Linked DNA regions of Homo sapiens: region 2 is linked to region 1. A link is a contact called in ENCODE Hi-C or POLR2A ChIA-PET data. All regions are on one chromosome and are shown on one strand. Each heading gives the region's core, a stretch centred on a gene start or an enhancer-like site at or near the end of the contact. The rest is flanking DNA. Distances are from core to core; before and after follow the strand shown.

What was found. Hi-C counts contacts between places; a loop is a spot of excess contacts on that map. ChIA-PET counts read pairs that join two places held with the same protein, here RNA polymerase II (POLR2A). Pooled maps may share reads with other maps.
Region 2: a loop to region 1 is called in a pooled map, with 7 times the contacts of the local background. The contact joins the promoter of RHNO1 here to the promoter of KDM5A in region 1. A Hi-C loop is called at or near these places in 6 of 50 pooled maps. POLR2A ChIA-PET finds 5 or more read pairs at or near these places in 2 of 52 experiments (WTC11 and activated CD8-positive, alpha-beta memory T cell).

What each region holds. Positions count from the first base shown.
Region 1 is chr12:388,070-394,862 of GRCh38, reverse strand. KDM5A (lysine demethylase 5A) reads left to right here and starts at 5,543. Exons shown (of 28, transcript NM_001042603.3): 1 at 5,543-5,936. The coding sequence starts at 5,772. It overlaps LOC105369594 (a long non-coding RNA gene), which reads left to right. Exons shown (of 4, transcript XR_007063149.1): 3 at 3,024-3,142; 4 at 3,922-4,830. It also overlaps a transcript of CCDC77 not described here. RefSeq lists an enhancer at 5,086-5,380.
Region 2 is chr12:2,874,414-2,881,495 of GRCh38, reverse strand. RHNO1 (RAD9-HUS1-RAD1 interacting nuclear orphan 1) reads right to left here and starts at 4,273. Exons shown (of 3, transcript NM_001252499.3): 1 at 4,214-4,273. FOXM1 (forkhead box M1) reads left to right here and starts at 4,322. Exons shown (of 9, transcript NM_021953.4): 1 at 4,322-4,576; 2 at 6,971-7,082. The coding sequence starts at 7,018. RefSeq lists an enhancer at 1,480-2,433 and silencers at 4,017-4,456, 4,497-4,566.

The DNA.
Region 1 (6,793 bases), core at 4,294-6,793:
TGGCACATAGAGATGTGGAATAAATGTTGAATGCATGTATAATCCTCCTCCCTACAGGTGTGCTGCCTCCCCCCATTAGATTGCTTTTCTTCCATTCTATATCTAAATTAATGCATCATCATTCATTACAATGCCAAAGAGTCATTCTCCAATTCATCACTCTCTCGCAATCACACAACATCAAATAGATAATTTTTAAAAATCACACTGGTGGCAAAGGATCAAACAAGAACAATGCTTGAAGGTCATTGGAATGCCACAGTGGAAATTCGTATGAGAGAAAGGGCCTAAACAAGAGCAGCATTGACCGTGGTAATACTAAGATGCTATTTGCCATGTTCACTTTGACATTTGCATGGATGGTACAAAAGCAACAGTGGGTAAAACGCTGGTCCCTCAGCATGAATCATGGTAGTGACACCAAACCATACTTGGAGTCTTTGCCTTCATTACATAGATTTCACTGGGGAAAGCCAGTGTCATTTAAGAATGCCCTTCATAAAGGAGTAAAAATTATTAACTGTGATAAATCTGGACCTTTAAATATGTCTTTTGTCTGTGCGATGAAGTAAGAAGAACACATAACGCACTCAGTTGCATACAGAGGGTTTTCTCGAGGAAATAATACCAGCTCAACTAGCCACTTTTTTCACAGAACACCAGAAGGACTAACAGACAAACTATGGTTGTTCAGACTTAGATACGGCAGATCTTTTCTTGAAAATGAACAAAGTGAGTCAATCTCTTCAATGAAAACAACTAATGGTATTTGTTGGCAATAATAAAATTTGAGCTTTCAAGTGAAAATTATAATTTTGGAAAACTTGTTTCTGTCATCATGAGTTTGACAACTTCCCAATTGCCTGATAAATTGATGGTGATATTTTTGTAAATTTTTTTGATATTATATAATAATACATGTCAACATTAGGAAAAGCCGTATAACTCAGTGAACCAGTATTTTCTAAATGACCAATGCATGATGTTACAAAAGCATGACTGGGTAAAAAAGTCCATTCAAGGACAAGATTGGCTGGACGCAGTGGCTCACGCCTGTAATCCTAGCACATTGGGAGGCCGAGGCAGGTGGATCACCTGAGGCCAGGAATTCGAGACCAGCCTGGCCAAAATGGCAAAACTCCGTCTCTACTAAAAATACAAAAATTAGCTGAGTGTGGTGGTGGGTGCCTGTAATCGCAGCTACTCAGGAGGCTGAGGCAGGAGAATTGCTTGAACCCAGGAGGCAGAGGTTGCAATGAGCTGAGATCGCACCATTGCACTCCAGCCTGGGGGAAGGGCGAGACTCTGTCTCAAAAAAAAAAAAAGGACAAGATTGACTACCATTTTAATGTAACAGTGTAAAAAAGTTAACTGATAAAGTTTTAGATTCCAAATTGTTAGCCTTTAAGAAATTACAGTCATCTGAGAAGGTTATTAAAATGCTTCTCTGCACTACGTATGGTGGCTCATGCCTGTAATCGCAGCACTTTGGGGGGCCGAGGTGGGAGGATCCCTGAGCCCAGGAGTTTGAGATCAGTCTGGGCAACATAGCAAGATCCCATGTCTACAAAAAAATTTTTTTTAATTAGCTGGGCATAACGATGCACACCTGTGGTCCTAGCTACTTGGGAGGCTGAGGCAGGAGGATTGCCTGAGCCCAAGAGTTGGAGTAAGCTGGGGTTGTGCCACTGCACTCCAACTGGGCAACGGAGTGACACCCTGTGTCTAAGAAAATAAAAATTAAAAAATAAATAAAATGCTCTTCCTTTCCCAACTACATATTTGTGTGGTGCTGGTTTTTCTTCATATATTCCAACCAAAAGAACATATTGTAACGGGTTGGAGAAACAGATATGATAATCCAGCTCGATCCTGCTAAGCCAAATGTTAAAAAAAAAAGTACAAAAAATGTAAACCAATGCCACTCTTCTCACCAGATTTTTTTGTTTTGGAAAATATAGTTATTATTTTTAAAATGTATTTAAATATAAAAGTTTTATATTGAAATGAATAAAATATTTTAAACATCTTAGGTTTAATTTCTAATATAGTAAACATCAATATGTATTATGCATATAAACAAGAACTTTGGGGGTTCTCAATAATTTTTTTTTTTGTGAGACAGAGTCTTACTCTGTTGCCCAGGCTGGAGTACAGTGGCACCATCTTGGCTCACTGCAACCTCCGCCACCCAGGTTCAAGCGATTCTCCTGCCTCAGCCTCCTAAGTAGCTGGGATTACAGGTGCCCACCACTACGCCCGGCTAAGTTTTGTATTTTTTAGTAGAGATGCGGTTTCTCCATGTTGGCCAGGCTGGTCTCGAACTCCTAACCTCAAGTGATCTGCCCGCCTCGGCCTCCCAAAGTGCTGGGATTACAGGTATGAGCCACCGTGCCTGGCCTCAATAATTTTTAAGAGTAAAGGCGTCCTGACACCAAAACAGTTTGAGAATCACTGGTGGAAATTATTCTTGAATTAAAATGACATTTGTTTAAGAATTCAGTAATTTTGACTTTTCCCTCTCTGAAACTAACCCTAATTAATCTGATTTTGTGAGGTTTTATTGCATTTTTTAAAAATCCAGGGACCACGGTCTAGCCAAATGATTATCAGATCTAAGTATTCATTTTAGTCTATTTTAACACTCAGGATAATAAATTTCAGATAAATAATACTCTAATTTTTTTTTTTCTGAAAAGTTACTGTCAAGGATTGTTTAAGTAATGCAAATGATCCTTTTAAACTACAGTTATACTCCACTGTTCTGACCAGAAACCCAAATACTATTGACTCAGTTTAACATTGTGTGTGCAGAATGCCCTCATAGAAGCTGATGAAACACAATTTGGATTTTTACAACAGTGATTTTCAAAGGGGTAAGCATGAGAGGTGGGAGTGGGGTTCATGTGCCCCCCCTGAGGGAAGCATCAGAATGTGAGGTGGTTGTAACTACAGAAGTTTCTTCTGTTCGCACCAGAGATGTTAATATTTGCTGCCCTTCTATTCACTGTCTTCTCTTACAGACTTCCTGCTGTTGTAAGCAACCACTACAGATTTCTCAGAAGTACTGTGGCAAATAAAAATGATTGAGAATCATTATACATTTTCTATTCTACTAGAGAGACAGTTTAAAATAAAATAGGTAAGTATAATCTGAAGAAAATAACAGGAAATAAATAGGACCAATCAAAGCTTTTAAGGATTTGTGCTTATACTGAGGTTCTATCAGGTTCTCACGCTCTGTTAATTTGAAAGCAAAACCATTACATTTAATTGAATGTTTAATAAAATGAATTATCAGTGGCTTGTTTTATTCGGAATTCCATTATTTCTTTTTCCGAATAATATAGTTTTCCAGATTTAAGTGGTAAAAATCAAAGACTTTGTTGTAAATTTTTTTTTTTTTGGAGACAGAGTCTCACTCTTCTTGCCTAGGCTGGAGTACAGTGGCACGATCTCGGCTTACTACAACTTCCACCTCCTGGGTTCAAGCAATTCTCCTGCCTCAGCCTCCTGGATAGCTGGGATTACAGGCGCCTGCCACCACGCCTGGGCTAATTGTTGTACATTTTTAATAGAGACAGGATTTCACCATGTTGGCCAGGCTGGTCTCAAACTCCTGACCTCAGGTGATCTGCCCGCCTTGGCCTCAAAAAGTGCTGGGATTACAGGCGTGAGCCACTGCACCTGGACATAAATCATTATAATAATTGTATGGAATTATTATGAATCACAGCGTCCTGTGTCTACACCCCTTTGTAATGTGACATTGTCACTCTTCTCATAAAAAATTGGAATTTTCCCACTTCTTGAATCTGGGATGGTCTTATGACTTGCTTTGACCAACAGAATATGATGGAGTGATCTTGTACATTTTGGAGTCTAGGCTTTAGGTCTTTGCTTCCACTCTCATCTTCTTAGAATGCTAAGACCACCATGCAGTGGAAAAGCTCCATCTACCAGAAGATGAGAAGCCATGTGGAGAACTAAGACTTCCCAGCCAATAGCCAGCACCAACTGCCAGACACGTAAGTGAGGCCATCTTGAACCCTCCAACCCTAGATGTATTCACGGTTCTCCAGAGAAACAGAACCAATAAGATGTGTGTGTGTGTGTGTGTGTGTGTTTATAAAGATATTTATTTTAAGGACTTGACTCACTTGATTATAGAGCTTCCAAGTCCAAAATCTGCAGGGTGGGTTGGCAGGCTGGAGGCCAGGGAAAAGGTGATGCTACAGTTCAAGTCTGAGAGCCATCTACTGGCAAAATTCCTTCTTGCTCATGGAAGGTCAGTCTTTTGTTCTATTCAGGCCTTCAGTTGATTGGATAAGGCCTACTCACATTATGGAGGGCAATCTGCGTTATTCAAAGTCCCCTGATTTGTTACTCAGAGGTGAGAAAAATCATGGTGTACTAAAGTCACCACAAAAACTTCTGTAGATCATATGGAGAAGCAGGAGAGATGAAGCTGGAGAGCAAAGCAGCAAATCAGCAATTAAAAAAGATGTTTGGAGTTGTTGAGTTTGGAGATGAAAAGTGACAAGATGAATTCTGGATTTTAGACAAAGCAATCCAACGTGTGGATGGAGAGGGATTTGAGAGGAGAAATCAGCTGTTGTCAGTAAGAGTATTTAAATTAGGATACTGGTAACGGGGATGGAGAGACACACGATTATACATGGGAAGTGAGAGCAGAAAGAATTAGGATTATTTCTTGATTTTTTTTTTTTTTTTTTTTTTTTGCTCAGGCAACTGAATAGATGAAGTCATTAATGGAAACCAGGAACACTGAAGAAACAGTGAACAATTAAAGTACTTTGAGTTATCAAAGTGAGATGTCCTGCAGGTAGCTAGACGATACTGGCTGGTAATTCAGGAGAGCTGCTGCGTCCTGTGTAAAAGGAAAAGCAATTCATGGATGGTGGCTAAAGCCAGCTGGCAGGATTTAGGGGATGGGTTAGACCTGCACTTGTTTTGATGGAGAAGAGGCGGGTATAAAGTGGCAGAGTGAGATTACTGTAAAATATCTGCATTCAAAGGGCTAAAAAAAGAGAAATGCTGGAAAGGCTACTTGCTATAAACGCAGCAGGGTAGGTTAAAACAAATTACGAAGCACGGGCGGTGAGGCGCGGTGCTTAAGATTAAGCCCGGCGTGTTTTCGAGTGCACTGATACACAAAAGGGAAAGGGACCCTCCTCACCGGAAGCACAACCTCTGCCCTCTGGGGCATTACACATTCCTCCGCGCCGGAAGAAAGCGTCACGTCGCGTCGCGCCTCGCCCCGCCTCGTTGCGCCTCGCCCCGCCTCGCCCCGTCGGCTTCCCTCAATCCGTACCTCTAGTAAAGAAGAGCTTGTGCCCCTCCCCGACCCCTTACCAAGGGCGAGCTGCGTGGAGTCGTTGGACTGGGCAGAACTTTGGCGGGCAAGGAGACAAACAGCCACACTGTGCTGCCGGGGAAGAGAAGAAGAAGGAAAGGCCAGACACACAGGCGTCGTGCAGCTGCGGAAGGATTCCGTTTCCTGCAGGGGGCGGAGGGATTTGACAGCACGGTAACTTCCGGAAAAGTCCTGAACCTCAGTGGAAAAGCCTTGCAAGAAACAATAACAAACGGGAGGAGGAAGCGATTCTGGGGTTTCTGTGTTGAACGGTTCTTGTCCGCGAAGATGCGCTTCGGCCTCTGTCAGGGGACTTGAACGGGCTTAGTGGGCTTCAGCCAGCTTTTCTCCACCGGTTCCCCACGGGGACCCCCCCCCCCCCCCGGCCGTTGCAATGGCGGGCGTGGGGCCGGGGGGCTACGCGGCGGAGTTCGTGCCACCGCCAGAGTGCCCCGTCTTTGAGCCGAGTTGGGAGGAGTTCACAGATCCGCTCAGCTTTATCGGCCGCATCCGGCCTTTGGCGGAGAAAACCGGCATCTGCAAAATTCGGCCGCCCAAGGTACCTCAGTCTGTGAAGAGAGAGGGGGAGAAGGAAGAATGGGGGAGTCCGTACACTGGGTTTAGCTTTACTTTTCTGATCCTTGTCTCGTTTCATATGTACTCTCTTTTGAGACAACTGGAGCCTGTTTCTGGATGTTTTTGCCTCGGTTTCTTTTGTGGTCTTATGTAGACACGTCTGAAAGCGAGAAAGTGGTGTCTCTTGGGCCTCTTCCGCCTAGAACTTGGGAACTGATACTTTTCTCTCAGCCGTGGGCCTAAAGCCTTTCGTTAGCCGATATGGTGTTTAAAGTACAGTATTATGACGTGACGTATTCTTCCCTCACGTATCCTCATTATGGTTTGATAGTCGGCTATCTCTTTATTCAAGACCTGGTTGGATCAAATATTTGCAGGCCTCATCTCAGGGCTAGGGTTTCTGAAAAGGTTATCTGAGCTCTAGTCTCACCGGATGGTATTACTAGACAAGAACTCCAGACTAATTATTGCCGCAGTGAAAAAGTCTTAGCGGGGAAAGAGAAGGAGCAGCAATAATTCTAAAATTTAGAGGTTTAGGAAAAATTGGTTTATAGTGGAGGTGGAAGGAAATGTTGAAATCTCTTGACGTAGGGAACTCAAGATCAACGATTTTAGAATCACAGTTATTGCAGATAACTAGGTTTGCCTATAAGGTTAATTATAATCTCACCTTTGAGGTAAGGAAAACAGATACTATCCCTTGTGTGGAGGGGATTAATGCCCCAAGAGGTTGAGTGATTACTCAAGGTCAAAGGTGTTTTTCTTTACTCATTAGACCAGTGCTTTTTAAATGATGTTGCTGGACCACTTGCACCAGGGTCAACTGGATGCTTGTTTAAA
Region 2 (7,082 bases), core at 3,024-5,523, 2.5 Mb before region 1:
CCAGGTGCTGAAAATATATACCAGAGAATAACATAAAACCTCTGCCCTTGTGGTGCTTACATTCTAGTCGGAAAGGAATAAAAAGTATAGAGAGGCCGGGCGCAGTGGCTCATGCCCTTAATACCAGCAGTTTAGGGAGCTGAGGCGGGCAGATTACTTGAAGTCAGGAGTTCAAGACCAGCCTGCCCAACATGGTGAAACCCCATCTCTACTAAAAATACAAAAATTAGCCAGGCGTCATGGCACACACCTATAATCCCTGCTACTCAGGAGGCTGAGACAGGAGAATCGCTTGAACCCGGGAGGCGGAGGTTGCAGTGAGCCGAGATCACGCCACTGCACTCCAGCCTGGGCAACAGAGCGAGATTCAGTCTAGAAAACAAACAAACAAAAAGCTACCACAGAAATCCAGTGAAAAGATAACAGTGGTAGCAATGGCTATAGTTTTGAAATTCATGACTTGCTGAAAGTCATCAGCTTCAAATGGGTACGTTGCTCAGCAATCCTGTTTCCTTGATCAACTCATTCTCCACAAAGATTATCTTAAAACTTCTCCAAGCTAGGTGCAGTAGCTCACGCCTGTAATCCCAGAACTTTAGGAGGCTGAGATGGGAGGACTGCTTGAGGCCAGGAGTTCAAGACCAGCCTGGGCAACATAGAGAGACCTCGTCTCTACTACAAATTTAAAAGAATAATTAGCTTGGCATGTTGGCATGTACCTGTAGTCCCAGCTACTTGGGAGGCTGAGGTGGGAGGATCACTTGAGCCTGGGAATTTGAAGATATGGTGAGCTATGATCGTGCCACTGCACTCTAGCCTAGGTGACAGACAGACCCTATCTCAAAATAAATAAATAAAGTGGAAATTTTGTTTGTTTGTTTTGAGACAAAGTCTCACTCTGTTGCCCAGGCTGGAGTGCAGTAGCGTGATCTCGGCTCACTGCAACCTCCTCCTAGGTCCAAGCGATTCTCCTGCCTCACTCTCCCAAGTAGCTGGGATTACAGGCGCCCTCACCACGCCCAGCTAATTATAGTATTTTTTAGTAGAGATGGGGTTTCACCACGTTGGCCAGACTGGTCTTGAACTCCTGACCTCAGGTGATCTGCCCACCTCGGCCTCCCAAAGTGCTGGGATTACAGGCGTGAGCCACCACGCCCAGCCTGAACATTTTTATTTTAATTTTTAAAATTATTTTTAGAGATGGGGTCCTGTTCTGTTGCCCAGGCTGGAGTACAGTGACACGATCATAGCTCACTGCAGCCTCAAACTCTTGGGCTCGAGAGATCCTCTTGCCTCAGCCTCCCGAATAGCTGGGAATACAGACAAGCACCACCACACCTGGTTAGTTTCTTATTTTATTTTTTGTAGAGATGAGGTCTTGCTTGAACTCCTGGGCTCAAGTGATTCTCCTCCCTCAGCCTCCTGAAGTGCTAGGATTACATGTGAATCACCACACCCTGCCCACTTTCTTAGAACTTCAGAACACCCCTTTTCTCTTAACAAATGACTTTACTTCCTACTTGACAAAGAATACAGAAGACATCAAAGGAAATACTCTCATTTTCCAGAAAGCAAATATACAAACCTATGCGTATCAACATCTATCTTCTTTCTGCTCTAATTAGAGGTCAGTTCATTCTGCTGTCTAAGTCCTTCCCCTCTGGTTGTGCTTTGGAGCTGTTCTCACTCTATATACTTTTCTTAGGCAAACTCATCTGCCTGTATTTCAGTATCCACCTAGAAGTAGATGACTTCAATATTTATATATTTTAGAATTCCTTAAGTTTGGGACCCAAATATCCCATTACCTACCTGAACAGCAACTAGATATTTCAAACGCACCTCAAATTCAACATGTGTAAGGCTGAGCGCAGTGGCTCACGCCTGTAATCCCAGCACTTTCAGAGGCCGGGGTGGGCAGATCGCTTGAGCTCATGAGTTTGAGACCAGCCTGGGCAACACAGTGAAACCCAAATTCTACAAAAAATACAAAAAATCAGGTGGGCACGGCTGCGTGCACCTGTAGTCCCAGCTACTCAGGAGGCTGAGGTGGGCAGATCACTTGAGCCCAGGAGGTGGAGGCTGCAGTGAGCCGAGATCGTGCCACTGAACTCCAGCCTGAGTGACAGAGCCAGAACCTTGTTTCAAAAAAAGAAAAGAAAAAAAAATTCAACAAGTTTAAAACTGAACTTGGCCGCGCACAGTGGCTCATGCCTGTAATGCCAACACTGTGAAAGGTGAAGGTGGGAGGATCACTTGAACCGAATAGTTCAAGATCAATCTGGGCAACAGAGTGAGACCCTGTCTCTACAAAAGATACAAAAATTAGATGGGTGTAGTGGCATGTGCCTGTAGGGGGTCCCAGCCATTCAGGAGGCTGAGGTGGGAGGATCACCTGAGCCCAGGAGGTTGAGGTTGTAGTGAGCCAAGGTCATGCCACTGGACTTCAGCCTGGGGGACAGAGCAAGACCCTGTCTCTAAAAAATAAAAAGATAAATAAAAATAAATATATAATTAAAAAAAAAACTCATTCTGAGCATTGCTTTGTAGTAAAAAAACAAAAACTGAATTCACGATCATTCCCCTGACAACCCCCCGCCCGTCCCTTGGCCAAAGTGATTATCTTCCAGGGCCCTTGGTCAGGGAATAGTGTCATTATTCCTTCAGTTATGCAGCTGAAAATCTTGACACTTCTACCTCCCATCCAACCCACCATCAAGCCCTGTCAACTTTACCTCTTAAACATGTTTTCTTAATGCCCCTTTTTTACTCTCTCTGTCTCCTTCTTTCTCTTCCTCTCTCTCTCTCCCTGCCACCCTTTTTCAAGCTCCAGCAGTTCTTGCCTGGAGTATTGCAACATCCAACTGTTCTGCCCTAATCCACTCTAGCAATCCCCGCTATAGAGGGACCTTTTAAAATGCAAATCTGACCTGGATTCACTTCTGCTTAAAGCTTATGACTGGTTTCCTTTAATTCTTGGATAAGCACAAAACTTCTCGGTATGGCTAAGGCTCTGCTTCCTCCGGCTCCAGCTTCAACTCACACCACACTCCATTCAGGTCGATTAGCTCAAACCCCTCAGATATTTCTCAGCCTTTGTACTCACTGTGCTTCCTCCTGCCATCCAGCCTTTGCACGCCTGATTCCCTCTGCTTAGAGGAGTTCCCTCCTTTCTTTGTAAAAGGCATCAGATCTCACACCAAGCTCTCATTACAAAAGCCTTTCCTGTCCTACCTCTCAAGATCTCGTTATTGTAAATACTCAAAGTATCATTAACCTCTAATGTTTCAATTTACAGCAATAATTCAACATTTGTTTGTTTTGGAGACGGTGTCTCCCTCTGTCGCCCAGGCTGGAGTGCAGTGGTGTGATCATGGCTTACCATAGCCTCCACCTCTCGGCCTCAGGTGATCCTTCCACCTCAGCCTCCAGAGTAGCTGGGACTACAGGCACGCACCACCACGCCCGGCTAATTTTTAGTAGAGAAGCGGTTTCGCTATGTTGCCAGGCTGGTCTCGAACTCGTGACCTCAAGTGATCCACCCGCCTCGGCCTCCTAAAGTGCTGGGATTACAGGCGTGAGCCACTATGCCCAGCCCACATTTGTTTATTTGATTAAAATGTCTGTGCCCCTCTTCCAGGATTGGGCTGTGAGCCCAGGGGAAGGAAAGAACCTTGTCTGCCATTGTATCTTCAGGGCCTAGCGGTGCCTGGCGCACAGCAGTTGCTCAACTAGACTGGTTGACTAAGTCAATAAATAAAGCACTACGGTCTATTATATCCGAAGGCTTGGCTTCGGGAGGGGCAAAAGACAGGTTTCGCGCTGAGGTAGGGTTCATGGTGCCGACATTTTTTTTCAAGATGGAAGAAAGCGGAGATAATACGCAGCCCTCAAAGGAACTTAGTCTAATCGGGGGGAGCAGACGATCGTTCACTGTGGGAAAATGGGGTACGATTTCCCCCAGTGAGGAAATCAACTAAAGCCGAGCTTTGAAAAGGGGAGCAGAGGAGCCTGAGGGGAAGCGGGGGCGTGTCGCCTGGCGTGACCAGCGCGGCAGGAAAAGCGGGCCCAGGGACCCGGGCCTGTCACGCCGCTTCCGCGCGTCCCCAAACTCTCCCTCGGCTCGCCCACCCACGCGGCGGGGACCCCTCCGGCCCCTCCCCGGCCCCACGGCCACTTCTTCCCCCACAAGCCGGCCTGCGGTCCGCCTTACCAGCCCGGGCCGGACGGGGCCGCAGCTCCTGGCAGACCGCACAGCCTTCGAGCCCGGAATGCCGAGACAAGGCCGGCGCCGATTGGCGACGTTCCGTCACGTGACCTTAACGCTCCGCCGGCGCCAATTTCAAACAGCGGAACAAACTGAAAGCTCCGGTGCCAGACCCCACCCCCGGCCCCGGCCCGGGACCCCCTCCCCTCCCGGGATCCCCCGGGGTTCCCACCCCGCCCGCACCGCCGGGGACCCGGCCGGTCCGGCGCGAGCCCCCGTCCGGGGCCCTGGCTCGGCCCCCAGGTTGGAGGAGCCCGGAGCCCGCCTTCGGAGCTACGGCCTAACGGCGGCGGCGACTGCAGTCTGGAGGTGAGCGGGATGCAGCAATGGAGTCCCAGGCCTGGCCTGGGCACAGGCGGGGAGCAAGGCCTCCGGGCGCGGAGGTCAGGGCGTCTAGCAGCAGGGCACGGGCCACGAGTGGAGATTTGGGTCACACGGGAAGAATCTGAGCCAGGGTGCAAGTTTTTTCTGCGTCCACCTCCTGGCCGTGGCCTTCTCACTGCTTAAAGCGCCCCTTGGCCTTCCCTGGAAGTCTGACCTCCGCACCCTGCCCGCGGCCTCGGGAGGGCTGGGGTGGCCTACCTTCTTAGGCCGACTGTGGCTGAGATGAAGACTGAGATTGTACTACATTGAGTCAAAGACCAACCTGCATACACACTCCCCTGCTCCCAGGCTGTCTCACCACTAGGCAACACCGCCTCCATCTTACTTACCCTTTTGCAGGGCCCTTTTCCTGGTTCTTGAGAATGTAGCAAGATTTCCCCGCTCAGGATGGGGATGGGTCGGAGGAGCCACTCTGGAAGTTTCCCGGGCAAGAAAGTGTTGGCAATAATAATAACGGGCTGGTCAGGAAGTAGAAGAGAAAATTAAGACTTAGATATCCTGTGGAAAAAGAGGAATAATATCTACTGATTGATGCGGGGAGAGAGGGAAGCCTGGAAAGATCGGAGGTGAAAGTAAAACTGAGATTTGAAGGTAGAGGTGTGGAGGGCCTGTGAACTCTATGCAGATGACAAATGTCAAAAAAGTGCAGTTGCTTTTCAGGGAGAGAATAAGTGTCCTAAAAAAGAGACAGCCAATTCCTCTGTCTTCCAAAGTTCCGTGAAATAGAATTACACAATTTTGCTTAATGGTAGAATATTCCATGTATCTATTAAAATCAACAAAAGGCCGGGCGCAGTGGCTCACGCCTGTAATCCCAGCACTTTGGGAGGCCGAGGCGGGTGGATCACCTGAGGAGTTCAAGACCAGCCTGGCAAACATGGTGAAACCCTGTTTCTACTAAAAAAAAAAAAAAAAAATTAGCTGGGCATGGTGGTGCATGCCTGTAATTGCAGCTACTCGGGAGGCTGAGGCAGGAGAATCGCTTGAACCCGGGAGGCCGAGGTTGCAGTGAGCTGAGATTGCGCCATTGCACTCCAGCCTGGGTGACAAGAGCGAAGCTCCGTCTCAAAAAAAAAAAAAAAATTAAAAAAAATCAACAAAAGACTTAAAAAAAAAAGACTACACTGTTAGCATTTCAGAACCACCTTAGTGTAATGATGATAGCTCATTGTGGTACTAAGAAGACAGGGGTTATAGTCTTATTTCTGGAAAAGAAATTAATAAAGTGGCATGCTTAGTTAAAATATATATAACCACATGCAAGTACTAAAATGCCACTGTATAAATACAATACAAATTGTAAAAGAAAACATGCTTTTTAAATTAGAGCAAGTATAATAGCCTGTGAAATAAATGTCACCCTCTAGAGTTGTTCAGTGCACAAGCTGCACAACTTTACATGGGCCTTCAGTAGAGGTTTCCATTTTATGTGAGGTTTTGTAAACTGGGAGATGATTTTTCCAGTAGTGTGGCAATAGTACAATCTGCCTTTCTTCCCTGATTCTGTGTGCACTGGTCCTATTTACAAAGTAATATAAAAATCAAAAGGCTTGGCCAGACGCGGTGGCTCACGCCTGTAATCCCAGCACTTTGGGAGGCCGAGGCGGGCAGATGACCTGAGGTCAGGAGTTTGAGACCAGCCTGAGCAACATGGTGAAACCCTGTCTCTACTAAAAATACAAAAACTAGCCGGGCGTGGTGGTGGGCACCTGTAATCCCAGCTACTCAGGAGGCTGAGACGTGGGACTCGCTTAAACCCAGGAGGCAGAGGTTGCAGTGAACTGAGATCGTGCCACTGCACTCCAGCCTGGGTGACAAAGTGAGACTCTGTCTCAAAAAAAAAAAAAAAAAAAAAATTAAAATCCTTTGTCTTGAATGGATTATGGGATCAGAGTTTCATCAGGACTCCTAATTACCATATGCTTTCCTATTCTAGCATCTTCCATTTCTGTCCATACAGTCATTGCAAGTGATCTATTTATATTATAGTAGGCAATTATAGAGATTTCCACATATTTGTAGCTATCCCATCCATTTCTGTAGCCAAATATTCTGAAGCTTCAAGGAGATCTTTGTCTTATCTCCAACCCAGTCCCATTTTTGCCCTTTGAATTGCTTCTGTCTGCTGTAATTTTAGCCTTCTTTTGTCAGTAAAGCTTATCTCCTTATTATCTGAGGTCTTTACAAAAGTCCATGGAATGTTTACCTGGGCCTTTAGGCTCATGTTCCTGGTCATATAAAGAGGAGCACCTTTCTCTAAAAGGACCTCTTCTCAGCCTAAACAATCTCTAACATCTTGCCACTATTTGCATTTTCCAGGGTCCACACTTGTGATTCTCAATGGAGAGTGAAAACGCAGATTCATAATGAAAACTAGCCCCCGTCGGCCACTGATTCTCAAAAGACGGAGGCTGCCCCTTCCTGTTCAAAA